Regions from separate parts of the Mus musculus genome. Here region 2 is linked to region 1. Evidence: chromatin loops called from intact Hi-C (ENCODE). Cell type or tissue: left cerebral cortex. All regions are shown on one strand.

The links. Hi-C counts contacts between places; a loop is a spot of excess contacts. Peaks named below come from ENCODE experiments on the same cell type or tissue, not always from the same donor. Only the 100,000 strongest peaks of a DNase experiment are listed, where the experiment ranks them.
Region 2: a loop joins it to region 1, with 3.0 times the contacts of the local background. A loop is called at or near these places in 7 of 42 quality-filtered maps.

Annotation. Positions count from the first base shown.
Region 1 is chr14:79,839,484-79,847,483 of GRCm38, reverse strand. No RefSeq gene overlaps it. Among named protein-coding and RNA genes, the nearest start is that of Gm10845, 26 kb to the left of the region's middle. In left cerebral cortex, a CTCF peak has its summit at 4,035 (motif pointing left); DNase peaks (open chromatin) are centred at 4,005 and 7,313.
Region 2 is chr14:80,209,108-80,217,107 of GRCm38, reverse strand. It overlaps the pseudogene Gm17923. Among named protein-coding and RNA genes, the nearest start is that of Gm31776, 32 kb to the left of the region's middle. In left cerebral cortex, CTCF peaks have their summits at 659 (motif pointing right), 958 (motif pointing right) and 3,968 (motif pointing right); DNase peaks (open chromatin) are centred at 661, 991, 3,298 and 3,999; H3K27ac peaks cover 237 bases.

The DNA of each region.
Region 1 (8,000 bases):
TCCTTCAAACCTCCTTCTTGGAAACATTGGCCAGGCTCCCAGGTGTAAAATCATCCACCATGTAACAGTGAGCAGATCCCCCTCAAAGGCTTCTGGGTCCCGGACCTTCTACACTGCAAGTTTGCCCCAGGTCAGTATTAGTCGTCTTGGGCTGCAGTATGCATGGGCGTTACCTGAAGGTCTTGTTACCCATGATGGCTGGCCTCACCCCAAGATTCTGACTCGGGATGTCTAGAGTAGGGCTGAGATGCTTGTTATTCTGACAAATTCCCAGCAATGCTGTTGGTCTCAGAGAGCATTGAGAGCCACAGTATTTAAGAGGAAATGGCCGTAGGCCATAAAGGGTTGTGGGGAAGATATCTAAAATATAATCAAGACTGGGGAGATAACTCAAAAAGGCAAACATGATGACTTGAGGTTGATCCTCAGTAGACACACACACACACACACACACACACACACACACACACACACATCAGGGGCAGGCATGACAGCATACACTTGTAATCCCAACACTAAAGCTAGTACACCTCTCAGGTCAATAACCCAGTCCATCTCAGCCTACTTGGTGAGTTCTAGGCCTGAGTCCGGCTCAAGAGTCTGTCTCAACCAACCAACCCATGCACAATTGTCACCTGACCTAATTGTCATTTCACCTAGTAAGGTGAAAGCTAACCTGTGTATGGTGAACAAATGGCAGGATCTACACTAGAGGGATAATCTATAGCTCTCAATTAGGTTTCAACTCTGTAGAAAGAGATGACTATTCATCAAGTGCCTGCTCACTTCTGGGTACCACAGAGCTGTGGGCGGAGAGAACCAACACCAATCAATGGCTTGCTGCTTTCAGGAAGTCTTCAGTCTGCTCTGAGAAAGGACCTGACTCAGCCTCCAGGAAACACACTCCCCCCCCCCCCCCCGCCCCCAAAAGCTCCAAAGCTTCAGAAAGCCTGAGTCAGCAGCAGCAGTGTCACTTGGGATCTTCCTAGAAGTACAGCATCTTAAACCCTATCCCAGTTCTACGAAGGCAGACTCCCAGAAACCTGCAGACCTGATTGGATTCCAAGGGTTAACCCTGCACATATTGTTGGAGCCTGGCAGGAAACTAACCTGAAGGAAGAGAGCGTGTCTGTGTACATTAACAGTTCTCTATGGCTACCACGCAGACCTAGGGCAGCCTGGTGTGTGTGTTCAAGCCCAGCCTGAGGACAAACAAGAACAAAATAAGCTCCAGGTAAGGAACAAACGATCAGTGTATGAATCAGGGCTCACGTAAGACAACGTCCCATAGTGGGTGATGGCTCCTTCAACCACAGAGAGAACACATTGCTTCTGAAGGTTTTCTAGATTCAAACAACTGAAAACTCAAAATTGGGAGTTTCCAGAGCCCAGGCCCTAAGACTCTCAGTTTTGGATTCCTGCCCTGAAGGAAAAATACCATGGTCTAAAATGCACTGCCCATGAACCAAACACTGTGGGCATTTTCTCCACTTAACACTTGCAGGAACTGAGGCTCAAGCCCATAAAGTAACTTTCCTCCAGGTTCCATAGCTGGGGGAGAGCTACGCTAGCCAGAGTGCCTCTTGCAGAAAAAGCAAGTCCTGTAGGGGAGAAGCGATGACCTGCCTCCACCTAAAGCCAGCAGAAACAGGTCCTCCTGGAAGCAAGCACTGCTCAGGTGCTTAGATATGCATGTCAAACTTATCACCTAGATTGAGCATGCCCAAAACCAAAGGGTACACTTTTATACGATGACTTTATACGAGGACGACATGTGTTAGCCAGGACAATCCCTGGCAAAGCAGAAATACTGCAGGACTTGTGGGAAAGCAATCTGATGGTCTTTGCCATCCTAAGGACACACAGTATAAAGCAGGGAGAAGTGGCAGGGCTAATGAAACAATAGCTTAACACCATGTCACCACGGATGGGTTTTTTCCATTTCTACTTATTTTTTTCTTCTATTATCCCCAAACTCTAGTAAAAACATATTAAAGCACCCCATTTCACTTCAGCCTCTACTCTGATGCTTAGTTAGAACCCCATCCCCGGTCTTCATTAGGATGTCTTTTGCTATGATGAAATACCATAACCAAGAACCAAGCTGAGAAGGAAAGAGTGTATTTGGCTTATTCTTCCACAGTGCTGAAGGAAGTCAGGACAGGAACTCAAAACAGGGTAGGAATCTTGGAGGCAGGAGCTGATGCAGAGACCATGGGGTGTGCTGCTTACTGGCTTGCTCCCCATGGCTTGCTCAGCCTGCTTTCTTATAGAACCCAGGACCACCAGCCCAGAGATGGCACCCACAATGGTCTAGGACCTTCTCTATCCATCATTAATTAAGAAAATGCTTTACAGCCAGAACTTATGGAAACATTTTCCCAGTTGAGTTCCCTCCTCTCAGATGACTTGAGTTTGTGGCAGGTTGACATAAAACTACCCAGCACACCTCCAAAAAACATAAGATTGAGAATACAAGTCTAACCTTCCCTTCCTCCCATATCAAAAACCCTCCCTCTGAAAAAGGGTCCTCTGGGCAAAGAGCAAACTACCCAAAATCACAGTCCCTTCACAGCCCCAAACCAGTTCCCATCCCTAGAGCTAGGAAGTCTCGAGTGTAACAAAGTATCAATCACTTGCAAAGTGAGCACTGAGCTTTCTCACGGTACTCTCCACTCAACATGGCAGGAGAAACACAACACTATCCCAACTTACCCTGTACAGGAAACTTGGGTAAGAGCCACAGACCCAACGGCCGGTAACAATCAGGACCTATGAAGCTGGGCCCATTCAGAGGGAAGCTCTTTAAAGACTCCCGTCATGACACTCTTGGTGGTTCCTCTTGGGTAAATGAGCTGAGCAACCATTGCTCCTGGATGTTACGGTCCTGGTCTAGTTCCACAGAAGGAGGCTGCCTCTGTGGCCCTGGCTCATCCTCTGCCTTCTGCCAGCAGCTATGCCTCCCTGCTTGCCCCGGTCATCCAGATGGCACTGAGTCTAATTGCCATTGTTAACGCTGATTGTGCAGTCCACGGGAGGTAAGGAGATCTGGCATCATAGAAAATCTCCTCCCTCTGGGAGGAGCCATCTCCAGTTGTGTTCAGTGCAGCTGAATGTCTCACTGGGACATTGGCTTCTGTCATCTGTGTTTGAGGGGAAATACCACAGATCCTTGCTGTGGGAACCATGTGGAAGGCACCAAGGGTGTCCTTGCCACTCACTGGCCTGAGAGTGAGGAAATCACATTACCTTCAAAAGACCTGATAAACACAACTATTGGTGAATTCGGGGCTCATCGGAACCTCTTAGAGCCTGCACTCTGGGACACTGTAGGACATTATCCAGTCAAACTAAAGACATTTGTTTCCGTGCTGAGAACTTCGCTCTACAGAAGCATGAACGCATGTGTGCTGGAATATGGACTAAATGACCTGAATAGTGCAATTCATGATTACCAAAAAATTTGAAACAACCCAAATGTCCATTACCTGTAGAAGGGATAAATAAGCTGTTCTAAGGGCAATGTTGCTATCATTATTATACAGGAACAAAAAAATGGAATAAACAAGAGGAAAAATACAATCATATGTTCATAATGTTCCCAACCACCAGAATGGTAGAAACGTTCACAAACGCCACTGCGTAAGAACATGTTTACATGTGATAAATATTCAAAAATAATCATTACTCAAACCCCATCCAGAGTCCCTAAATGTATGTATCTAACTCCCCTTGGCCCCACCACCGTCCAGCCCCTCCTGTGCCCTTCTCTCAAAAATCATGGCTTCTTTTTCTTTCACTGTTATTGGTACATATCTAAATGGATAAATAAATAATACAGCCTGCTGAGCCCATTTAGTAGCGTTTATATGCATATGTTTTTCATACTGACCACTTGGTATTGATAACCACTCAGGTGGCTTGTCCCTGTGGAAGAAGAGCATCTCACCAGAGTTATTTTAGAAAGGTCTTATAAATGAGCTCTCTCTCTCTCTCAGGCCTAATGGCAGCTGCCCCCTACTGGAACCCGAGAAAAGTGCATGTTCCAGAGCAGTTTGGGGCCTGGGTGGGGCAGAGAAGAGCGAACTAAAGTGTGGAAATCCCTTTCGGAATTTTTCTTCAAGTTTTTATTCATGAGTTGTTAACCATTTTGTTTAGCAAATCGGTTTATCCCATTGACCTCGGTGGAAGTGGCAGATGGTGTTAAAAGCGGCTCCCCGTCTGTTTGCTCGCCCTCTGCTAGCTGTCATGCCCTGTTCCCAGGGCTTAGAGAGATGCTCGGCAACAAGAGAAGGCTGTGCCGTCAGGGTGGGGCTGCGGGGACCGGTCCGAACACAGGATTCACAGCAAACAGGAGTCTGAGCTTTGCCTTTGCTGTGTGTATCTTGCGAATGCACACAAAGCCTGAAGTCTGGGAAAGCACACTGGGGAAGGGCAGAGAGAAAAGGCCCTAGAGACTTAATTTGTATGAAAATCCAACAGGGATTGTGAAGGAGGAGTAAGAGCCAGGGATGGCACTCTCCACTCTTCCATGCAGTCAATAGTCCCATCTGGTCCCTCTAACTGGGGGACCTCAGCCTTTGCAACACGGGGATCTTTCCAGGTCCTGGCTGTCTGCTGAAAGGGAAGAGCCAAGGAGCAGATGCAAGGGCTTAAGTCCTGGGACAGGAGGGCCGTGGGGAAAGGGGCAATGAGCTAGAGTTCCACTTTTAATCTTGTCAGATAGAATGAGAGAATACACATGAGTTAGGTTGCACTGGGAGCCTCCCTGGGCCTCTCTACCTGATAACCAACAGACTCAGTAACAAAAGGGAAACATTTGGGGAGTTGTTGGATCTATACTTGCAAGTGTCATTTTGAACCTCTTACCTTTTTAAAATCTTGAAATGTTTAGATTTTCAACATCTGACAAAAAGCCTCACGACAGTTCCGGAAAGACTGTACTTTAGAGCCTGTTTTCATTTGCTTCTTTGAGAAACGTATTCTCGAGATAATGACCTTCCGGAGCCCGCGGTCCTGTATGCTATTATGACTCAAAAGTGGCTAGAAAAAGGCATCACCTCTAGCTCTGCAGTTATCCAACAGAAACAGTTGTCTGAGAGTTCTCCATCTGTAGCCAGCCAAACAGAAAATATTTGAAATACAACTGCGTATGTGCCGAACATACGTAAGTCTTTTTCTAGCCATTAATCTTAAGTACCACAGAAACACAAATATTTACATGTTGTTTGTGTGGTGTTGGATATTATGGATAGCCTGTGATTAAAAGCTTGGGGCTAAGGCTAGAGGGGTTGGTTGCTCAGTGGTTAAGAGCACTTAACAGGTTACAAAGGACCTGAGTTCAGTTGCCAGCATCTGTGTCAGACAGCTCACATCCATCTGTAACCCCAGGTCCACAGAATCCGATGTCTTCTTCTGGCCTTCCTAGGCACCTATGTGCACTTCCATACCTATGTACAGGCAAACATAGGCACAATATAATAAATAAAGGTAGGTAAGAATGTGAGGGAGGATATGCAGAGCTTATATGCAAACACCACACCATTTTTATCTAAGAGACTTGGCCATCTCTCCATTAGGGATGGCTGCAGAGCCAATCTTCTTGAAGATTCCATGAGACAGCTATATTCAGTGGTGACCAGATACCAGGCCTAGAACTAAAAAATATGACGTATGGCACACCTTAGATCGGCACAGAAGAATAGCAGGTGTGTGTCATGGGACAAGCAGGGCTTGGTGGAACACTCATCACATCAGAGGAGCTCAGGGAAGCTGCCAGGAGATCAATAGGTCATGGGCAGAGAAGTGTTGTATGTTCCTATAGAGCAGCACTTCTCAATCTGTGGGTTGTGAACCCTTGGGGGGTGTCAACGGACCCTTTCACAGGGTTGCCTAAGACCATCGGAAAACACAGATGTTCACATTACAATTCATAACAGTAGCAAAATTACAGTTATAAGATGGCAGTAACATAGTTTTATGGTTGGAGGGTCACCACAACACTAGGAACTGTACTTAAGGGTTGAAGCATTGAGGAAGGTTAAGAACCACTGCTGTAGAGGGAACAGAACATGCCTGAAGATGGGAGAGAGATTCCGTTTTCCAAGGCTCAAAGCAAAGAACTGCGAGGTCTGAGCAAAAGAAGCCTAAAAGTGGAAGCTGCCAGAGCCCTAAAAGGCCATTTGAAAAGTCAGACCTGCTCTGAGGATTCTGAGTGGCTGTGAACAGATTTTCAGATTAGAAAGATTCTGTTGGTTGCTATGTACGACCCGGATCAAAAGAAAACAAAGCAGGCATCGGGAAAGGACATCAGGAAGTCTCCCAGCATCCTGATGTGGGGTGACTCTCTGAAGCAGGCAGTGAGGACGGATGAAGATGAAGGGCCACTGAGAAGAAGGGCTTACACCTATTATCTCCATGCCGCTGGTGAGAGGAAATGCCAGAGAACACAGAACATTAACCTCCAACTCAAACCATCAATCACTTTCTTCTAGCTCTGATGTTTGCCTACCATCCATCAGGCATGGACCAGTCAAGAAATTAAGTGATGCCAGGAAGATGTCCAGCAAGAACTGCAGTGTGGTCCCATTCCAGCCCTTGGACAAGGAATCTACAAAGTATGGTCTCCTCTTTACTCTGTGACCAAAGGCAAGTCATTTCATCTCTAATGCCCTTTAGTTGTTTATTTGAAAAAAAAAAAAAGGCAAGGCACCAGTCTTTAAAATTAGTTTGGTGACGCTGAATGGGGCAATGTATATAAAGAATAGAGTACCAGGCATAAAATACTTGATTGATAAACCGAAGCTGAAATTATTGCTGCTGCTGTTGGCAAACCTTTTAAAATTGCTTTCATAGTTCAATTTTTATAAATCCTGATTTAGCATAGCTAGCAAATCTTGTTCAGGTGCCCAAAGAACATCGCCTACATTTTTCCCATGGTTGCCATGGGGGTAAAATCCAAGGCCGAGGCCCCTGATGTCCAGCTGACAAAACAGCGTTCAAAAGAACTTTGATCAGACACAGAAAACAAGATGAGTTTGAAATGCCACCAGCATCACTCTGATTGGTCTCCTGAACACAACAGCAGCAATGACATCTCTGAAATTGAGAGAACTCTTGACACAGACCCCATACCCAGAAAAATGCACATGTGGGTCTGAATAGATTCTCTGGCTGAACACAAGGTTGCACACTGATGATATAAATAAAAAATAAAATAAAATAAAATAAGGAACAAAGTCTATTTACAGGAATTCTGTATGCATGGATCTCAGAATATTCTCCAGTAACTTGTGGTTGAGCACTGCCCCCGAATGCTGTTGCCTAGGCAGCAGAACATCCAATGATGAACTGTGGAATGGGAAAAATAAGAAAACAGATCAAGAAAAATGGCATGACCTTTGGGAGACAGAGAAAGCAGAATGAGGGCCAGAGCTGCATTTAACACTATGTTCAACCAATGCTTTGCAGACCAGAAGGGTCTGGCTTTCGTTTTTCAGCCTCTCTGTCTTGCTTCTTTAATTTTCTTTTCTTTTACTTTACCAACAACAGGTCAGAAGAGAATCACCCTCAAATGCTCCAGCCTTGAAGCAAATCAATGTGCAGCTCAGCCCCACGGGGCAGAAACTGTGTGGAGGGCAGATGTAATAATAGGGATGTGTTAGAAACACCTCCTGAGGTTTTAAGAAACATTCATGTGCCCTGAAAATACTCTCTTTTTTTTTTTTCTGCCCACCCCTGTCTCCCCAGGCAGACACTTCAGCATCCAGCACCCACTACCCAGGGAAAGGGAGAGCATCACACAAATTCCACAAGAAAGAAAAAGTCAATTTTGACTTGGGGGTTTCGGGTTTGAAACTCACAGCTCAGTTCAGGGCAAAGACATTTGCATCTCAAAAGCTCAACAGAAAGCCCTTGCTCCAACTCGTTGGACACAGAAAGGGAGAGAGTCATTCTGTGTGTCACACGCAGCAAGCACAGGTGAGAAAAACACAGTAAAG
Region 2 (8,000 bases), 370 kb before region 1:
TCTAAAGGGGGTTTGTGTTAAAACTAGACCCAGAGGAGTTACCGTAGGCAAAGGAGCAGCAAAGGCAGACATCGACTCCCATCAACGTTACCCTTGGGCTTCCTGTCATCGTCTGAAGAGATCTCCCTCAACACCTACCTATTAGACATTTGAAGTCCCAAACGGCCAGGCACTGAATTGGTGTAAGGCCTCCTGGCATGAAAATTGATTAAATGTTTGTGACATCTAGTAGAGAGCTGAGTGTTCTCCCCAATGGTAGGTGGGACCCAGTCCGTCCAGAAGAAAGGGGCATAAAAGCTGTTCACTGTCCCCACACTAGAATATCATGTAATGTCACTTTTCCTAGAATTCTGACAAAATAAAAGAGGCCACGATTTCATAAGAGTTTGAATTGAGGCCCTCAGAATCAGCTCCTAAAATCTCTGAGACTTCAGGTACCTCTTGCTTGCTGTTGGTTTGGGCTGCACTCATTCCTTTGTGTAAAACACGTTACACTGAGATGGCCACTAGCAGAAAGCTTCGGCCATTAGCCAAAGCATCCAACCACTAATAAGGAATCCAGTTGCCTCTCTACTTCCAAACCTGTGCCCTATCACCCAGTTCTTCTTATTGCTTCTGCACAGCTGAGACCAACACAACTTTCCCACCAGGTGGCGCCTGATCCACTGGCATTTATAGCAGAATAGCAGTGTAGCAGCGCAGAATAAACAAAAGTTGACCTTGCTGGGGGATGGGAGAGGGAGCACAAGACCTTGCTGTGGCCAGCCTCAGCTTTCAGCTGCCAGAAGGTGACCTGGCCACAGAGGCTCAGAATCAAGTCTTGGGTGACTAGTGGGGCCAGAGAGATGTCGGAAGGGTTATTCTTTCACACTGACACCTTATGCTTTGTCATTTTGTCCAGTAGCATAGTCCGGAACCCCACAGCTCTCCTCCACCAATGTCAGATAATCCTCAGAGGCTCTCACTGGCCAATGGCACTGTGCTACCACTAGGTGACACTGGCTGGCTGCAGCTTGAATTGGTCTTGAGACTAGAGGGCACTGTTCTCGAGCCTGTTGATGCCCAGGTCTCTGTCCGAGGTGCTGACCAGCTCCAACAAGTTGGAAAATGCTCCACCCTTCAAGACAGCAAGGTAACTCAGACTTCCAGTGTCCTGGGCCTTTCTAACAAGGTCGATCACCTCTTCGGGGACACTTGGGGGATGTCGGAGAAAATGATAATCACTTCAAGAGCACTGACAAGCAGCATGTTCACGATGACCTTGTGGGTGTCAATCCAGGGCCCATGTCCAGGCTTGTAGATAGACTGGTGCTTGAAGATGGGGCTGCCAGAGCACAGGGAGAGCCAGAAAGTATGGCAGACTTCGAGCGGGATGTGTGCAACAAGGGTGATCACCTTTGTTCCTGGAATCCTCGTCAGAATTTATCATCACCCGGATCTAGCGGCAGCGATGACTCTGGTGCATGATCAGTCAATTCCACTTCAGTCAAGGTACCCTGATAAGGACTGGGCTGTGGTCATTGTCATCTAGCACAAACAATCAGGGGGCTGAGGTAGAAGAAGGAAGCTAGCAACCTCTGACCTGGACTGCCAACTCCAGGCTGTCGGCAGCCTGGCTAGGCAGTTCCAGCTCATGTAGCTGAACCAGATTGACAATGGGTGTGTCCTTGTGCCTCTACAGCTCCATGCAGAAGGGACTGTGATGCTTGGCTAGGCACATGTTCTGTGGCTCATTAGCACCCACACCCTCATCATAGGCACCTAGAAGGGTATGCTTGTGCCTACAGAGTTCTCTCCATCAGATTTTGAGCCCAGAGAATGTCAGTGGAAGGGTCGTTTACATTCCTTACCCCTCCTTGTATAAGAGCTCATTACATGGAAGGCCAGTGTACATTATGGGGCCTGACTGCACAGACACTCCAGGTTCAGGTCTGTGTCCCAGTCACCCACCCTCTGTCCTTTCATACCTAGAGCAGAGAGTTGAACTGCTTCACCAGGTGGGACTGACTGGATGTTCTGTGCTGAGATCAAGCTGAACATGGTCCTCTAGATCGCCAATGGCTGTGCCAGGATCTTCCTCCTCCTCCTCCCAGGAGAAAATCAACAATTTTGATGCAAAACTCAAAGCTCAAGTCACAGAACCAACACAAATACAAGTCTAACTCCTTGCAGTGGAAAAATTCAAAACTCAAACAAACAGCGCGCACACACACACAATTTTGCTCCAAAAAAAAAAAAAAAAAAAAAAAAAAAAATCCTAGATTCTGTGCTCAGACTTCTCGTCCTTTCAAAGCCCAGAAGACACTTGCCCTGCTAAGCACACTAAATGCTCTGCTGACATAATCACTTTCCTCACCCCAGTCTTTACCTCTGTAGAACTCCACTGAGTAGGTAGGAGGGAGTATAGAGGAAAAGTAGAAAAGTGGATACCTTCTTGGGCCAGTCCTCTGCATCTCTGGGTCTTTGAGTCACATAAAGACCTGGAGAAATGAACAATGCCCAAGGTTGTTGTACAGGAGTCATTAAAATCTCTTTATAAGTTTTCACATACCGGTACATCTGATTTGCTTTTGTAATGTGTGCATTTCGCGCATTGATCATAATACTATGGAATCCACGAGCTGTTTACTCTCTACTAAGGAACTCTCTTCCTTGGAGGCATAGCTACCCCTGGCTTTTACCACTTAAGATAAGTATATTACAATGTACAACTTCCCACCCCGTTATCGTCCATGTTGGAATGGCATTTCTTGTTTTGGAGACTCCTGTAATAACGACTTCTCTAGAGTGAGGCAATGTCTAATCAGAAGAGAACGATCTTCCAGAGTAATCATATCTGAATAGTCTTTCTATTGCGAAGGAACCACTAATGAAAACAAAACAAAACAAAACAATCTATACCCCTCCATCCTCTTTTATGTCAGTAATTACTTATATGTGAGGAATCAATGTCAGAGAAGTTTGTCAGCCTTGAACAACTGCAAGGGATACTTAAGGGTAAAAAAGAGATTTAAGGAAGTATACTGCAGTCAGTCTTGTTAGAAAATTGTTGCCTCCCAATTATTTTTTAAAAGCCCCTGGCTAAAGAAAACCACGGGTGGCCTGGTTGGCTGAAGGCTAAAGACACATTAAACCATCTGTCTAAAGGATAATAAATAGTCTCGTGTTAAGTTTCTTTATGTGTGAAGCGCTCTAAATGCTAAACAGTCCCACGCGTTAATGATGGCATTGTTCTTCGTGCCTAGGAGACATCATCACGGCAGAGTGCTCTTTTAACTAGTCATCTTGACTCACTGAGCAGACTGAGTTACTCATATGCACAAGCTTTTCTTGGCTCCTCCGTGATCTGTAGAATTGATTTCTTCAAGGACGTGTCAGAAAAAAATGACTAATTTTTTTTTTCCTTTCAGTCTTGGATAGGCATTGGCATTTATTTTTGCACTAGGACATGAGAATGTGATTCTGAGACCAGGCCACCTCTGATGAGATCATTAAATCTTTAGGTGTCCATGCTTAGTGACATATTTTGGCAATGACTTTTCATGCTAATTACCAATAACTGGTATCAGAGAAAGACCACAAGAGACTTGAGTTGGTTTGGGAAGGGTAGTCTGAAGTTTCAGGACAAAACAAACAAACAAACAAAAAAACAAAAAACACTCATTTGATCTTTTTGAGACTTTTAATCTTGCCTGATGAGGCAACCTTTGGAAAAACAAACAGCTATACCTCAGTACCGGTGACTGCAGATTCTTCTTGAGCAAGTATTTTCAATGGTATACAAAAGAGTTGCCTTTGTTAGAACTAAATACCACAGAAAGCCCCTGGTTATTTGGGCTCTGGGTCTCAGAGAGAATAGGGCAATCTTGACCTTCCCCTCAGGATCTTTATTCTTATATATTTATCAGCTGAAAACTGAAAGTGCTTCAGTGGACTCTCAAGTCCTTGCTGCCACATGCATTAGCCAGGAGAGGGACCCATTTAACCACGTTCGAAATCCTTTCCCTTCTTTCTCTCACACAACCTCTGCCAGGCTCAGTCTCTATCAGTTCTCAGCATTGGTGTTACCATGCATGTTCAGAAAAGCCATTTAGGATACAGAAAAATGAAGAATACTCTTAAGATTTCATCCACATAGCATCAAAAGATCCAGATGAAGTATGCAAAAGGCAAGTAATCAAACCTATTACTTCCACAACGCTATACATCTGGATGTTTATGTTTGGAAACATCCAGCAATGGTGTTTAAATGCCTGATTGCGTTTTCGCCCATCTTTCCTCCAGCTGTTTGGCATCAACGAGGCCGTCGCTGGAAAGGAATATGCTTTGCTGTTAGGGATTCGTTATTAGTATTATCATTGTTTTGTAGTAAACAACTACCTTATTAAAATGCTGCTTTATGAATGAAGGGCAGCTGGAGATTTGGAAAAGAGGCATTTTCTGAGGCAAAAAAGAAAATCAGTTCTATGCCAATAGAATGACAAGCTGAATAATATAAAAACTGTGTGCTCTGTTCTCCCTAGGGACTAAGACATCAGGAAGCTGTGTTTACAGCCCTGAGCTGTGATATTCTCATGTTCTATTCTGTTGGTGCTGTTAGATGAAAATCTCTGTTAATATTAAAAGCACTGTGGCAGAAATTTGCTTTAAGTTGCTTGTGTTCTCTTTCCTAGCATATTGCCAAAGTATAGGTCTATAAAATACATTTTGATTTCTGCTGGAGTAAAATATAAAGCAAAACCAACAGCATGGTCAAGGGTAATATTGCAGTCAGAAGAGGTAGACATGAAGCAGCAGCCTGGTTTTAAAGCAGGAGAATTTGATGAACAACCTATACATTTACTCCTAAACCCAAAACACCAAACATACTGTTGGTCACCAATATGTCAAGTAGTCACATCTATAACATGCAATTTATCCTTCGGTAATTTTAATAATACAGGTTTTATTTTGCTGAGCACATAAATACCAATATCTCCCATTATACACAGAATACATTGTAGGTACACTAAGGTAATTTTCATTGGAAACACATTTAAAAAAAAGTTAGCTTTCTAATTTCTAGTACCACCTTGCTATTTTCGTAATTCTTCATTCCTGTTACATAAAATTAGTAACATACATTTGGAAAAACTTAGGCCACAGGAAATTCCCACACATGTGTTAAAGTCTGCATCAGCTTTGCAGGACTCTGCACCAATACCTGTGTAGGCCAGGGACAGTTTCAGTGCCATTTAGAACAAAGCACATAGTGTCCTATCCTGAGACACATTTTCATTTCTCAACTGAAAAAACACTCCAGAGCCGAAGGGGCAAAAATCAGTTCTGTCTTTGTTGCTGTCTTTGAGCAGTAAGTTCTAAAAGTTGAAGCTATTAAACCTGATTGAAAGAAACAAATCAACCTTTCAGCTTTCCAAGATAAACCTTTTTGAAAAATCATACCTTGAAAAAAACTAAAGTAAGCATTTAGCAGAAGGAGCCTCCCAAATAAAGAAAGTGCCTTGCATTACCTCACAAGAAGGCACAATAGCTCATATTCATGCTACCTACCCCACTGCATAGATAACTTCTTATCAAATCATGGCTGTGTAGTTATTTATACGAAAAGGTATAAGCAAATTGATGATGTTCTGGGGAAAAAAATCACTTAGGGAAAACACTTCATCCCAAAGTCACCCAAAATAACATCTAAACACATAGTATAGAAACAAATGACATTTTATCAACCATTTACGTACTTTACCCTAAGAAAAATCACAGACAACCACTAGAGAATATCAACACTAATCACAAGCCACCCTTAGCATAAAATGAGCACTTAAATTATGAAATAGTCACATAAAAACAACATTTTTCATCATGTTAATAAAGATTTTATCAAAAGCATGTGATCTTCAGCTGCTACATAAAACTGGCAATTATACACTGCTGACTTTATTAATATCTCTGCATGAAGGAAATTAAGTCAATAAAAAACTCCTTTTACTGTTTTGGTTCATCTATGCCTCAAATCCAAGCGAGCTGGGGAAGCTGACTTCAGGTTTGAATCTCTTGTCTAAAGAATCAAGCGTTGGATGTTCACTGGGCCGAGAAGGGACCTTTTCTGCAATGAGAAAAGCAAGAAGAAAATAAAACAACAAAGACTGAGAAGGAATGCCCCCTTGTGCTTACTTTAATTGGTTTCTGTTTTTCTTGTAACCTGGTCCTCTAGTTCTGCTCTGCATAAAGCATGTGTGTATCCACGCCAAAGAGAGCAACCATTTCCAGAGCCTTTATCTACAGCTATTCAATTACATGTGTGATACAATAAACTGCACAGCCTCATGGGAAAAAAAAACACTAACTTTGGCATCAGAGTTTAGAGATACCACAAGTGCCAAACGGCACAGTTGTGTCAAGTCCAAATGAGAACCAAGCAGAAAAGACTATAGTCAACTGGAATTGCCAGGCATGGAGTTAACCTAGATGGAAGTTGAAAAAGATGCAGACACAGCCTTTGTAGAAGGATTGGATAGGTCAGTTGGTTGGAAAGTGTGGCTCAAGGAAAGTAGTACACTGGACAAGTGTGAATGTGGGATCTAGAAGAGAAGAACCTAATGGTGAATTTTAAATGTCAGTGGATATAAGGCAGCAATGAGAAAGCACTGAGGTCTGGTGAAAGAGTTTGCTGCCATGTTTCTAGACAACTGATGTCTATGATTGACTTCTCAGAATACTGATGAAATCCCAAATGATGATCAGACAATATTTAAAGTTGTGAGCCAAGATCCAGCTCCATGACTATCTCAGCGGAGACATCTTTCAGGTGAATTATGCAGGTGGTATTTGTGTGGCCTAAACTTCTTTCTGCCCCAAAACTTCCTGCCAAGACAAACTAAATAGAGACTGAAAGCAAGAGCAAAGTCAGTTAAGATGCCTTGGACCTAGGTATGAGATGTTAATGGCTTGAACGATGAGTAGCAAGATGTATCAGGTGGGAATTTAAGGAGCATTACAGTGAAGGAATCAGCGGGATGTCATGGCAAACAAGCCCTAGGCATGGGGAAATGAAACAGACAAATTATTCTACAGGCTTACGGGAGAATCATGTATCTTTGGGATTTCAATTTTCTAAGGAAAGCTGCATCCGTTCCCCAGTAGGATTCCCAAGCCTTCTTCTGATGCTCACTAGGTAAATGGCCAAAGACAGAAATCCTCAGTGATATCTGCACAGAATGCCTAGCCTAACAGATTCCATGGAATCTGGAGAAAAGGAAGATGAGAACAAAAAGTTCAGTCACACTGTGAGATCTTGAAACAACCTTGTCCTTCATTGTAGGCACTTGTACATTATGCTATGATTTATTAATTGAAAAGCATATATCTTACTCCTATTATGAATCAGAGTATGAACTATGACCTTATCAAATGTATCACACAGAGACTAGCTCAATGACTTCCATAGGAAAGGTACTCATTAATATTTGTGAAATATGAGTGAACGTTTCATAACAGCATGCTATTTCTATGCAATAGCACCTACCATCATGTGAACTCAAAACTACAAAACCGGCTTAGGATTCATAAGGTTGATATCTGGAAATGAGTATAATATGAGACCTCTATAATAAGTACAACTTACTAAATAATATTGGCCCAGCCAGCTATAATAAAACTGGCTTCTTGGGTGAAGTTTAACACTTAGCAAGAAATATCAGACATTAATAGTTTTTGCTGAATCAACATCCAAATCTGAGACTGCCTATCTCTTCTCCAAGCTAATTCATGAAAGAAGAGCATGACAGACAGGCTTCTGTTCTCATCATTCTGGAGTAATAACAGAATGTCCACATGACCTCTGCTTAGTAAAACTAGAAGGTTCTGTTCTCTTAACTTCGCTGTCTGACGCAAGTAGAAGCATTGTCCCAATTAAGGATACCCAGAGAATGACTGAGCCCAATATGGTATGGTAGGACCACCATACCATACTTGGAGGTGATTTCCTAAGGGTGAAATCAGTG